Linked DNA regions of Homo sapiens: region 1 is linked to region 2. A link is an interaction called in ENCODE POLR2A ChIA-PET data of the cell type or tissue named here. Cell type or tissue: GM12878. All regions are shown on one strand. Links, peaks and the distances in the headings refer to the core of each region. The heading gives the core; the rest is flanking DNA.

Evidence for each region. Peaks named below come from ENCODE experiments on the same cell type or tissue, not always from the same donor. Only the 100,000 strongest peaks of a DNase experiment are listed, where the experiment ranks them.
Region 1: POLR2A ChIA-PET joins it to region 2 with 5 read pairs; 2 of 35 experiments call an interaction of 5 or more read pairs at or near these places.

What each region holds. Positions count from the first base shown.
Region 1 is chr5:158,667,545-158,672,936 of GRCh38, forward strand. No RefSeq gene overlaps it. Among named protein-coding and RNA genes, the nearest start is that of LINC02227, 260 kb to the left of the region's middle. In GM12878, for the core only: no CTCF peak of the experiment used is centred there; a DNase peak (open chromatin) is centred at 2,762.
Region 2 is chr5:158,530,115-158,535,506 of GRCh38, forward strand. No RefSeq gene overlaps it. Among named protein-coding and RNA genes, the nearest start is that of LINC02227, 120 kb to the left of the region's middle. In GM12878, for the core only: no CTCF peak of the experiment used is centred there; no DNase peak of the experiment used is centred there.

The DNA.
Region 1 (5,392 bases), core at 124-5,123, 140 kb after region 2:
AGGGATAGATTTTAACATGCAATATAGTTCATTGTTTTAATTACAAATTAATGCATACTAGTCAAAGAGAAATGCAAATTACAATCACATTGTAATACCACTACACATTAACTAGAAGAGCTAAAATGAAAACAATAGAGAAGATCAAGTGTTGATAGAGATATAGAGCAACTGGAACTCTCTTAGGCTGATTGTAGAAAAGTACATTGTTATAACCACTTAAGAGAACTATTTCCAGTGTATATTAAAGCTGAATGTCCACATGGTTTATGGCACAGCAATTCCATTCCTACCTATATGACCAACAAATATGAGTACATATATTCACAAAGAAGGGTTCTATAATATTTATAACTACAGTATAACATAATATATTGGATATATCTTATAAACACAATGTTACATAAAAGAAGCTAGGCCCCAAAAATGTATACTATATGACATCATTTATTAAATATATTAAAAACAAGCAAAAGCATTCTATACTTTCAGAAATCATAGTAATAAGAGCTCTTGGAAGAATTAGTGTCTGGAAGGAAGAAAAAGAGAAATTCTGGGGTACTGATAATTCTATTTCTTGACCTGAGTGCTGGTTACATAGATTTGATTAATTTCTGAAAATGCATCATGCTGTACACATATGTGTGCTTTTCTGTATATATGTTATGTATGTAGTATGTACTTCATTCAAAATCTTTAAATATAAAAAAGGCGAAGAAAATATGTATTCCCCCTAAGCTGTTAACTCAAAATTATTATGGTCAATATTTTACACTATGCTCTTTTATTCAATATTTATATATATTTGAATACACATATTTTTTCTACAAAAATTGTATTGCACTATAGTCTCCACTTAATCTGATTCTTTCTTAGCAATATACTGTGACTATCTTCCCATGTCTGTATACAATGCTCTATTACTTATCGTTGGGACAATTCAATCTTGTGAATATAATTTACTTAACTAAACCCCTATTGTTGGGCATGAAGGTTGGCTCTAATTTGACCTTTTCTGTGAATTGTTATAATATGAATCATGGTACTCATCTCTACTTTTTTTAAATCTAGGAATGGAATTGCTGGTCAGGAAAAATGCAATTGTAAGCTTTTAAAAATCATCCTCCAAAAATAAAATTGTACCAAAAGTGTACTTCCATCAAATTTGATGGAAGGACCCATTACCCTTGCCAAGATTGGGGATTATGATTCTTGTTCATATTTTCCATTTGACTGGGACAAGTACATTATATATTTATTTTGTGTTTTTTATTACTGCAAGAGTTAAACATTGTTTTCATATGTGCATCAGCCATTTATATTTCTTCTTTTGTGAATTTGATGTTCATATGCTTTATATACATTTAGAATATCAACTCTTTGTCCATTTTATATTTCAGATATGATTTCCCAGTTTATTGTTTGCTTGTTGGTTTCTTCATACCATTTTGAGGATACAGTCAAATCTATCACAATTTTCCTGTAAATCATTTATTTAACTATATTTTCTGAAGTGGTTTTTTTTTCATTTAAATTGTTATGTCTAGAATTTACCTTGGTATGTAAAGTAAGATTCTTTTTATTTTTCATTAACCATTTTTCTTCATTTATTGAATAATACCTTCTAAGATGAGTGTACTATAAAAAGCATTTGCTTTTTTCAAGGACCAAGGAACAGAAGTTTTAATAAAAGATTTTAGCAAATCCCAAAATTCAAAGAAGTGGGTCTCTATGAAGATTTAATATTTTATTCAACATACTTGAAACAAAATTTTGCTTATCAGCATTCTAAGTTGCTTACACACTTCTTAGTCCCTTTAAAGTCTTCATCTGTTTAGAATGTTAACTCTTTGTCTTCCAAGATATGCATCAAACTGTTTCAGCTGATCTCTGTTTTCCTGTTTGAGAAATAGTAAATGATTGACAACATTGGTTGGATCTGAGTGTAGCTAAATTTGAACATGCCAAAAGCAAATATAAGAAGTCCTGTTGTTCATTTCCTTCACAAGTGGAATATCAGCCATGTGCCAAGTATGGTGCTGGATGTTGGGAATACAGTGCTAAAGAAGGTGTGTTCCATCCTGCCCTCCCTGAGTTTTCACTTAGATAGGCACACTGATACAGTGATTGAGTTTTATTTGTAGCTTTGTTATTACATGAGATCAGGTATATGATGTCCATATATATACACATATATCTATGAAGTACTTAGAACAAAGTATACAAACTGAATTTATAATGAATTACTTTGTAACATAATTAATATGTTGCCTATCAAACATTAATTGGACTTGGGAATATGTTTGTTTGAGTGTAGCCTTAAAAGTGATTATTATATGCAAAGCTTTTTAATTTGTTGCTTATGAACCGTGGTCACCAGCCCTTTCCTCATATCAATCAACATAACCACTGTTCTAGGCTTGGCTTCTTTATTGTTAGGTTGGTAATGGAGAAGAGGAAGAGGGGGAAGAGGAAAAGGGGAGACCTCATACTGGATGAGCATAAAAGAAGTTTTATTAACTGCTGTAGATGAAAAGTTCATCATGGTCAAACTCATATACTCAAATAATGCCAGGAACCTATCTCTGTAGTTTGTAATCCCTGTTTTCTTTGCTCTTAGCTTTTCTTTCAGAGAAAACCTCACTACATGGTAGCAAAGGTGGCTACCAGCTGCTCCAGGATTGTAGCTTTCTAGTTTAGCCATCTTGCCAGGAAGTAAGAGCACCTCTCTCCTGCTCGCTCTGGGAAATGCCCAGTAGTTTCCCCATCCATCTCCCCGAACTAATCACAATGGCTAGAGAAAAGGAGAATGTTACCCATGGGCAGGTGTGTGTCACATGTCCTTGACAAGGATTGAGAGTGGAAGTGATGATGTTTCTGTTGTCAGTTTCTGTTCCCAGAATGAGGAAGATGTGTGCAAGCAAAACAGATACTCTAGAAAATTCTGAATAGCTGACTTGGGCAATCTTGCTTCCCTGTCTCCCAACAAAAGAATGCTGCCTATGGTCAAAAATAAGAGCTCTCCTATAAAGGAATTTTAGAAAGGGACTTATTTTTAAGTGCTTCTTTTTAAAGAGCACTTCCTCCTTAGCTACTAACATTGGAAAACTTGTAACACTGTTTTCTTGCATTCATTTTGTTTTGCCATCTGCCATTGACTGTCACATTTCACAAGTTAAGAAACACGTTATTTCTTTGTTTATTTTGTCAGTCTTTGGTATTCTCTGGAGAGAAATTATATATCTGTGTTTCAGTGGAATAGATTTAATCTGTTTGTTTTATCTCTAGACTCACCTAACTCCTTGTCTTTCAGTCAAAGGTTTTCTTTTTTCTCACTTGGTGAACAGGTAAATTTATCTCAGATTCTGGAAAATACAGATTTCTAAGCATATCATGGTGAGGGCTGGAAAATACAGATTCTTAAATATACTGTCTTGAGGACTTTCCCATGTAGAAAGAAGTTGGCTTAAAACTTTGTCTCTTGCTCCAATATTTTTTGGAAATTGCTGTCAATACAATTATTCAACAACTCTAAAGGAGCCAAGACTTTATACTTTAGACTTTTCAATCATTCCCATTATCCCTTTTCTGCGGCTCCCTTTGTTAACTCTCCCATACATCAGACATCCACAGTCTTATAAATTATGTCATATATGTATATGTTGTACATCTGAGCTTGAGATTTGAGGCAAATCCTTAAAATGTTTGCCTTCCCTAGTAATTTGCCTGATGTTATGGGTTGCCTTCTGCTCAATAATGGGGATTGACTGAGGTATCCTGGTTATATTACAAAAGAGAAAAGCAGTTGACCAACTGGAAGCTTTACTAGATGTGTCAGTGATGTGTTTTCCCTGAAAACATTTGATTCCTATCATTTAAAGTCTAAGAAATATTTAGGTGCTGTTCATTAGGCTTAAGTTATGCTTATCTTCAAGTTGCCTAATTATTTATTTGCAGGTTATACTCTATGTATTGGACATCCTTCTCAGCCAACTACATATAAACATATTACATGGATATATATTATGTTTAATATATAGCACATCATTAGACAAATTAGCACATACATTTCTTATCACTAATAATTAAATGCATTAGCACTTTTCACTAGCTGTCTTCAAATTATCTGGCTTCTTTCCCCCGTTTTCTTTTCTTCCAAAGCATCATTCTCCAAGTACATTCCATGGAGCACTAGTTCTGGAAGATGCTAATGAGTGTTACCAAAAAGAAGTTGGGGTTTCTCATTCAGTTATATTTGGAAAAGACTGGATGACATACATTAAGCCTTTATTATGTCAAGCACACATTGTTATCCTCCAGACAGGTGACTCTCTGTTTCCCACACCAATGGGAAAGTGAGGCAGGTCTGACAATCTCCTGAGACTAATAATCCACCAAATACAAATTGGAAGGTGCATTTTTGAAGCTATATAACCAATGTCAACATTCCCGTGATTTAATCTTTCCATTCTTATCTCTTCTTCTTCTGGAAGGGCTAGGAGCTGCCCCTTCAGGATTCACCAAAGGATATCATGCAGGCTATCAGTGGAGCAAACATTGAGTCCCCTGATTCATAACCTCATAGCTTCTTACCACGAAATTGCCTGTTTGGCTCCTATTAAATTCTCCTGGAATTCATCTAAAAGTACAAAATGATGAGGGCGTACTCTAGTGGGAAAGAATTTATGGGCTCTTTAAACCTCACTACCTATACAATTAGATCTAACAGTAAATTGGAGCACTCTGGAGAAATCCAGTTCTTCTTTGTTTCACTTGTAAGTCATGGTCAAATGGAGTAACAAAATCAGTTATGATGTCTGCCAAAAATATGTAGTTATTAATCTCGTATTATGGTATGAGGTGTTTAGAATATTGGACAGGTGCTCAGAATATTGGATAGGTGCTCATATGCTCTGAGTTGAGACAGGTGTTGGAAAAAAGACAAAAATATGTAAGACAGGATTCCTGTCCTCAGGGGAAGATAAGACTAACACAAACAGTTGCTTGATACATAAGATGGTATATTGTTAACAACAAAACTGAATACAGAGTAGGCTGTTGACATTCAAAAGGGACAAGTTCAGAGACCACTTGATCCCCCAGTATGTACAATTTTATCACAAAATGCATGGGATGAAAACAACAACACTGAGTTGAAATGTGAATGCTGATGAGAACGTTCAGCTCATTCATCAGGTAAAATATTCATTCACAGGAGCCCTACTGATCTCCAGCTCAAAGTTTCTGCCTTGGTCAAATGGCCAGTACTTCTGAGTTGGACATTTTGGAAAACTAACAAGTGGTTAAACCAGAGTGTAAAATACATGAATGCTGTTGAAACGGGAAAAGTTCCCTTGTCCCACTTGCACGGCATGTGATGACAGCGTGGCTT
Region 2 (5,392 bases), core at 100-5,099:
TTGTCCATTATCACAGATGGAAGAAATATTCATCTCCCCAACTCCAGGCCTCACATTTTCAGCCAGTTGGCTCTATTGTCTTCCAAGTCCTGTGCTCCAGTTTATCTCCAACAATGGAATGGTCATTGATCACTGGGGAAAAATCATCATTAAAAGTTGTTATATCTCTTTGCAATTCATCTGGAGGCTTTAAGCCTTCAAACCAAGACTTGAAAACTTGTGAAAGAGAATGAAAAATGTTCTCAATGGATCAGAAATTGTGGAGTTGTGAAATATGGCCTGTGGCCCAAGAAGCTTAGTCTTCTTTAGAATTTTCCACACATGCAACATGAATGGAAATCAGTTTTTGTGGTCCAAATCCCAAGTACTCTGAAGTAGTGAAGTTCCAGTTGAGCTAGTTAGGGAAATTGTTTATAGAATATCCTATACAATATCTGTATTGGAATATGATCTTCACATATGGATTGATAATTGTATTAATGCATTGATGGATGCACTTTAGATGATGGAAGGAAAAGAGTGTACTTCAGGTTGATCCTAAAGTTTGGACAGGACGTGGATAGGTGTGGAAATAGAAGTGAAGCTTGAAGTAGCTGATTCTCCTGCATCTCATACAGCACAGGGGTATGAATCTCAATTTGGCTGTTTACTAGCTGTATAATTTGGGGCAAGTCATTAATTCCTCTATGCATCACTTTCAGTATTCAAAAATGCATGATAATAGGCCAGGCGCGGTGGCTCACTCCTGTAATCCCAGTTACTTGGGAGGCTGAGGCAGGAGAATCGCTTGAGCCTGGGAGGGGGAGGTTGCAGAGAGCTGAGATAGTGCCACTGCACTCTAGCCTGGATGACAGAGTGAGACTCTGTCTCAAAAAAAAAAAAAAAAAAAAAAAAAACCCATAAAAGTGCATGATTATACTGTCTACTCTGTTGAAAGAATAAAGTGAAATAATGGTCTTTGCAGATCAACTCATGACTGGTTTCTCATCACTCAGGGCTCATATCAACTGTGAACTCCCCAGTGAAGTCCTTCCTGACCTCCACTTGGAGACTCTCAACTCTCGGCTGCACCATTCTCTGCTCTATTACCTTGATTTTTTTTTTTTTCAGATATTTGTCACTCTCTGTAACAATCATATGTTTATATTTGTTTAGGTGCTTATTGGCTTCACTCAATAAAATGCAATCTGTTGGAGGTTGGGGAGCTTATGCTTTTGTTCACATCTATATCCTTGGTGCTTAGAACAGAGACTGCCAGAGAGTAGATGCCTGAGAAATGCTTTTCAATGCATGCTTGAATGAATGAAAACGTGATAACCACTGGGATGTTTGTTAAAAAATACAAATGCCCTGGAACCCTAGAGACTTATTCAGAGGCTCATTCTGAGGACTCCAGGAAATGGGAATGTTACAAATTCTTCATTTGCAACTTGGTTTCAGAACTTTCACATTATAAAAATTGTCTTTGCCCTTAAGGAACTTTCAATTTTAAAGGGCAGACAATATCACTGCTTTGTGAAGGAATGACAAACATCTCTACCAATTTGATCACCATAGGACCAAACTTGGGCCGCTTTGGCCCTCTGGAACTACAGAGAAAAAAAATAGAAGGACAAAATGCTTTAAAAGAAAGAGGAGAGAGGAGAGGGGAGGAAAAAGGCAAAGATAGGGTGAGATGAAAAGCACACAATAAGACACCCCTCTGCAGAGGTCTGTTAGAACAATGATAAAGAAATAAGAAAAAAAAATGCAGAAGAAACAGATGTAGCTGCCAGAAGTTAAATACACATCTGTTAAGAATGCTCTTCTCATATGCAGGGTCAGAAAAATATGTACAAATGTAGCACCTCTCTGATTGACAGAAAAACCTCAGTTCTGGCACTGGGAATCTTGTTTTCTTGACAGCACTTTGTTTTAAAGCTGGAGGCAGAGAAATGTCTTATGCATGTCCTTAAACTGGAAGGCCTTTTGTTCAGGATACTTATACCATTTGCAGATAATGATGTGCATAGCAGTTTCAGCTGTCTGCATATGCATTTTTATGTTTTTTTATGACAGCTCTGCGTACTGAACTAAAAGGCCATTTAGAACTGTCAGGCACTGACAAGCATTACCCTTTACATTTACAATTCTGTTAGCGTGCATTGTCAGGTGGGCTCACCAGACTGCAGAAATGTGATTTTCTTTGAAACCTATGTATGACTTTAATTTAATACAGCAGCCTCAAAAAAAAAAAAAAAGAAAGAAAGAAAAGAAAAAAAAAGAGAGTGTGAGCTCAAGAGAGCTTTATTAAGTATTCTTTTTTCATTAATCTCCTACTTTTTTGTTTTTGTAAGACTCTTCCTTTATTCCTTAATCTTTCTTCCTTTTCTCTTTCTCTTCCCTCTCTATTATTTTCTCTTTTCTTCCTTCTTCTCTGTAGATTCCTTCATGTCAAGCAGAAGGCAAGTCAGACTAGGGAACTGACTATACCTGTCTGAGCCATGCCAGACTCTCTCTTACTTTCCATTTGGCCTGGGGTTAATTTTCATTCAAACCAATTTTTAAAAGATGTTTGGCGCAATGTAGTGGAATGACTATCTAGATAATGGGAACATGGAAAGAATTCATTTAATCCAGCTAATGACTTATCATTCCCCATTATCACTACCACCTGTCTTTGAGAGTCCGTTTTCCTCCCCCAAAACATTTTCTCAACAGTCTGGAAAACTGTTCCTATAAAAGACACTGGCAAGCACTGGAAGAGAATTGAAGGCAATGTGAAGAGGTGGTTTTGCACTGCAGGATTATACCATCCACCCGGGGTAGCCGGCCACGTGCATGAAACAGAGAAGTTTCAGCTCAAGCTAGGCTGAAATGAAATGCTGACATGTATATGCTGACCTGAGACAGATTTGCCAAAGAGGGACGAAGCTTCAGTGAGCCCCTCTCACTTGCCTGTCTCCTGTGCATTCTGGAGGTGTTTGGGAGAAGAAGCCAAGTCACAAACAGAATGCACTTTTTAATCAACATTGCTATTAAACTGCTTCAAGAGATCACAGTGAGGGGAAGGGGCCTGAAACTTTCAGTCTCCCTCTTTTACCTTAACTTTGCATTCATAATTTTGTATCCTTTGTCTTATAAAGGATTCCCCAAATTGTATAAGCCTCAGGTCCCATCACCCTGGACTTGTCTCTGCTTCTGACAGCAGCTTCTGCAAGTGATTTAGTGAGCAATGTGTTTGGGGCAGTCAAAGTGAGTTTTCTTTAAAAAGCTCATCTTCACCTGGCCCTCCATAAAGAGCAGGATTTGGCTCGGTGGAAAGGAGGGCCACGTCGTATCAGCAAACAGAGTTTCAGGAAAATACTGATTAAAGGATAAAATTCTAAAAGCCAGGGTTTTAGGCAATTGACAAGTATTTTTTTTAACTTTTTAAAGTTGAGAGATACATAAAGTGCAACGTGCACTAATCTTAAGTGTGTGGCTTGGCAAAATTCACTGTCCATAAAACCATGGAGCCACATCCAGATCAACATCTACAACAGTTCCAGCTCCTCAGAAAGTTCCTGACTTCTGAGTATAAAATGTATAATCCCCGCACCAAATTTTTCAGAAAGGCCAAAAAGACAGGATAGATCATACTGAGAATGCTGAATTTGGTATCGGGAGAACATATTTTGTGTTGTCCCATGAATGGAATGGCTGTTCAGAAAAAGAATCCAACCCAGAGGGGTGGAGAGGTACCGCCCTCCTTCCTTCACCCTAAGAATAAGAAACACTCTAGCACACAATTAATGCCCTGATGGCAATGCCCAGCTTTATGTGTGGACAGCAAAAAGTGGTACCTGTTATATGGACGTTGACTTGCAATTTTGCTTGTGCCTGCAGTTATACAATTAGAATTGTATAACTTTGGGTTAAACCTTGCCCTTTGCATTAAGTTATTTGAAAAATCATATTTGCCACCTTCAGTGTGACTGGTGTCATATCAAATTCTAAGAACTTTCTTCAAATTTGCTAATCGATAGCTTTTTTTTGTTTTTTTTTTCTGACAAAGCAGTGGGATGAGGCTCCCAGGCTCCTGATAGCAGGTAGAGGAGAGAACGAGACCGCAAAGAGGGAAGCCGAGAGGAGTGATGAAGACCCTGGCCCTACCATCTACTCAGGCTGTCTTTGCAGCCACACTGTGAGCCCAGGCTGGTTAACGCTTCCTCCTGGAGGAGAAAAGCTAAGAGAGAAAACAAAATCCATGCAGCGCGCTCCCCCTCGGCCCCTCCTCTCTGTCTCCTCTGTGCGCTAACCTCCAATGCCCTGCGGGAACCAATTACAGTATTCTAATGAGTGTAGTTTCCAATAACTGCATTTGACGGGCCTGTTACCTCCTCATCTCAGCTCACCTTTCCCAGCCATGAAGCAGGTGGCCCAGTGCTTGCTCACTGGCCTGGCATCTCCCGGTGGAGTCACCAGGGATGCAGGGCCATAGGGATGTGTGTGTGAATACTGGTGTTCACAGAATGCAAAGGACTGTGGGCCAAGCCAGCAAGGAAATAAGCCAGGCAGGTTGGTGGCTTTGGACAAACATGGTTCACTTGTTTGAAATAGTCTGTAGGGACCAAAATGAAGAGTCATGTTTTTTAGAAAGCCCCTGTGTCCCGGATATGCTTGTAGAAAAGGGGTAAACAGTGGTTAAAAGCATGAACATTGGAGTGAGGAAGACTTACCTGAGACTTATTCCCCATCACTTACTAGCTGCGTGACCTCCAGCAGTGCCTTCATGTCTGAATGAGCCCGGGTTTTATCATCCATAAAATGGGAACGATAATAGCCCCTACTTTGTACAGTTGTTTTAAATATTTAAAAAATAGTGGATGCAAAGCCCTTGGCACTTTTTTCATTGGCTTGCTGAATAATATGGAGCTATTGTTATTCTAACACAGATTGGGCTAATACAGATGGAAATAAATACACATTTTTATCACTTACTGGCAAAGCCCTGCCCCTTTTCCCTGGTTCTGCTCTTGTCTCTACCCCTACTGTCTCAGACTCCACTCAGCACTATGGTATCACCTCTGTTCTTTGCAGCCATTATAACACAGGTGACTTGGATGTACAGGCACCAAGATATATTAACTGAGGAGGTAAGTTTTTATCTATGATATGCATGTATATCTATATATGTAGGTATAGAAATGCATGAAAAGGCACTGACCAAGTTAGTGGCACTCCAAGTTATCTTGGAGTGAGAAGCGGGAATAATGGGAGTAGCGTAGAAAGGAAGATAATTTCACATTTTACTCTAGCTACTCCTTGATTGTCTTTTTTTTCCTTTTTTTTATTTTTTATTTTGGAGACAGAATCTTGCTCTGTCACCCAGGCTGGAGCACAGTGGTGCAATCATAGCTCAAGAGGAGTC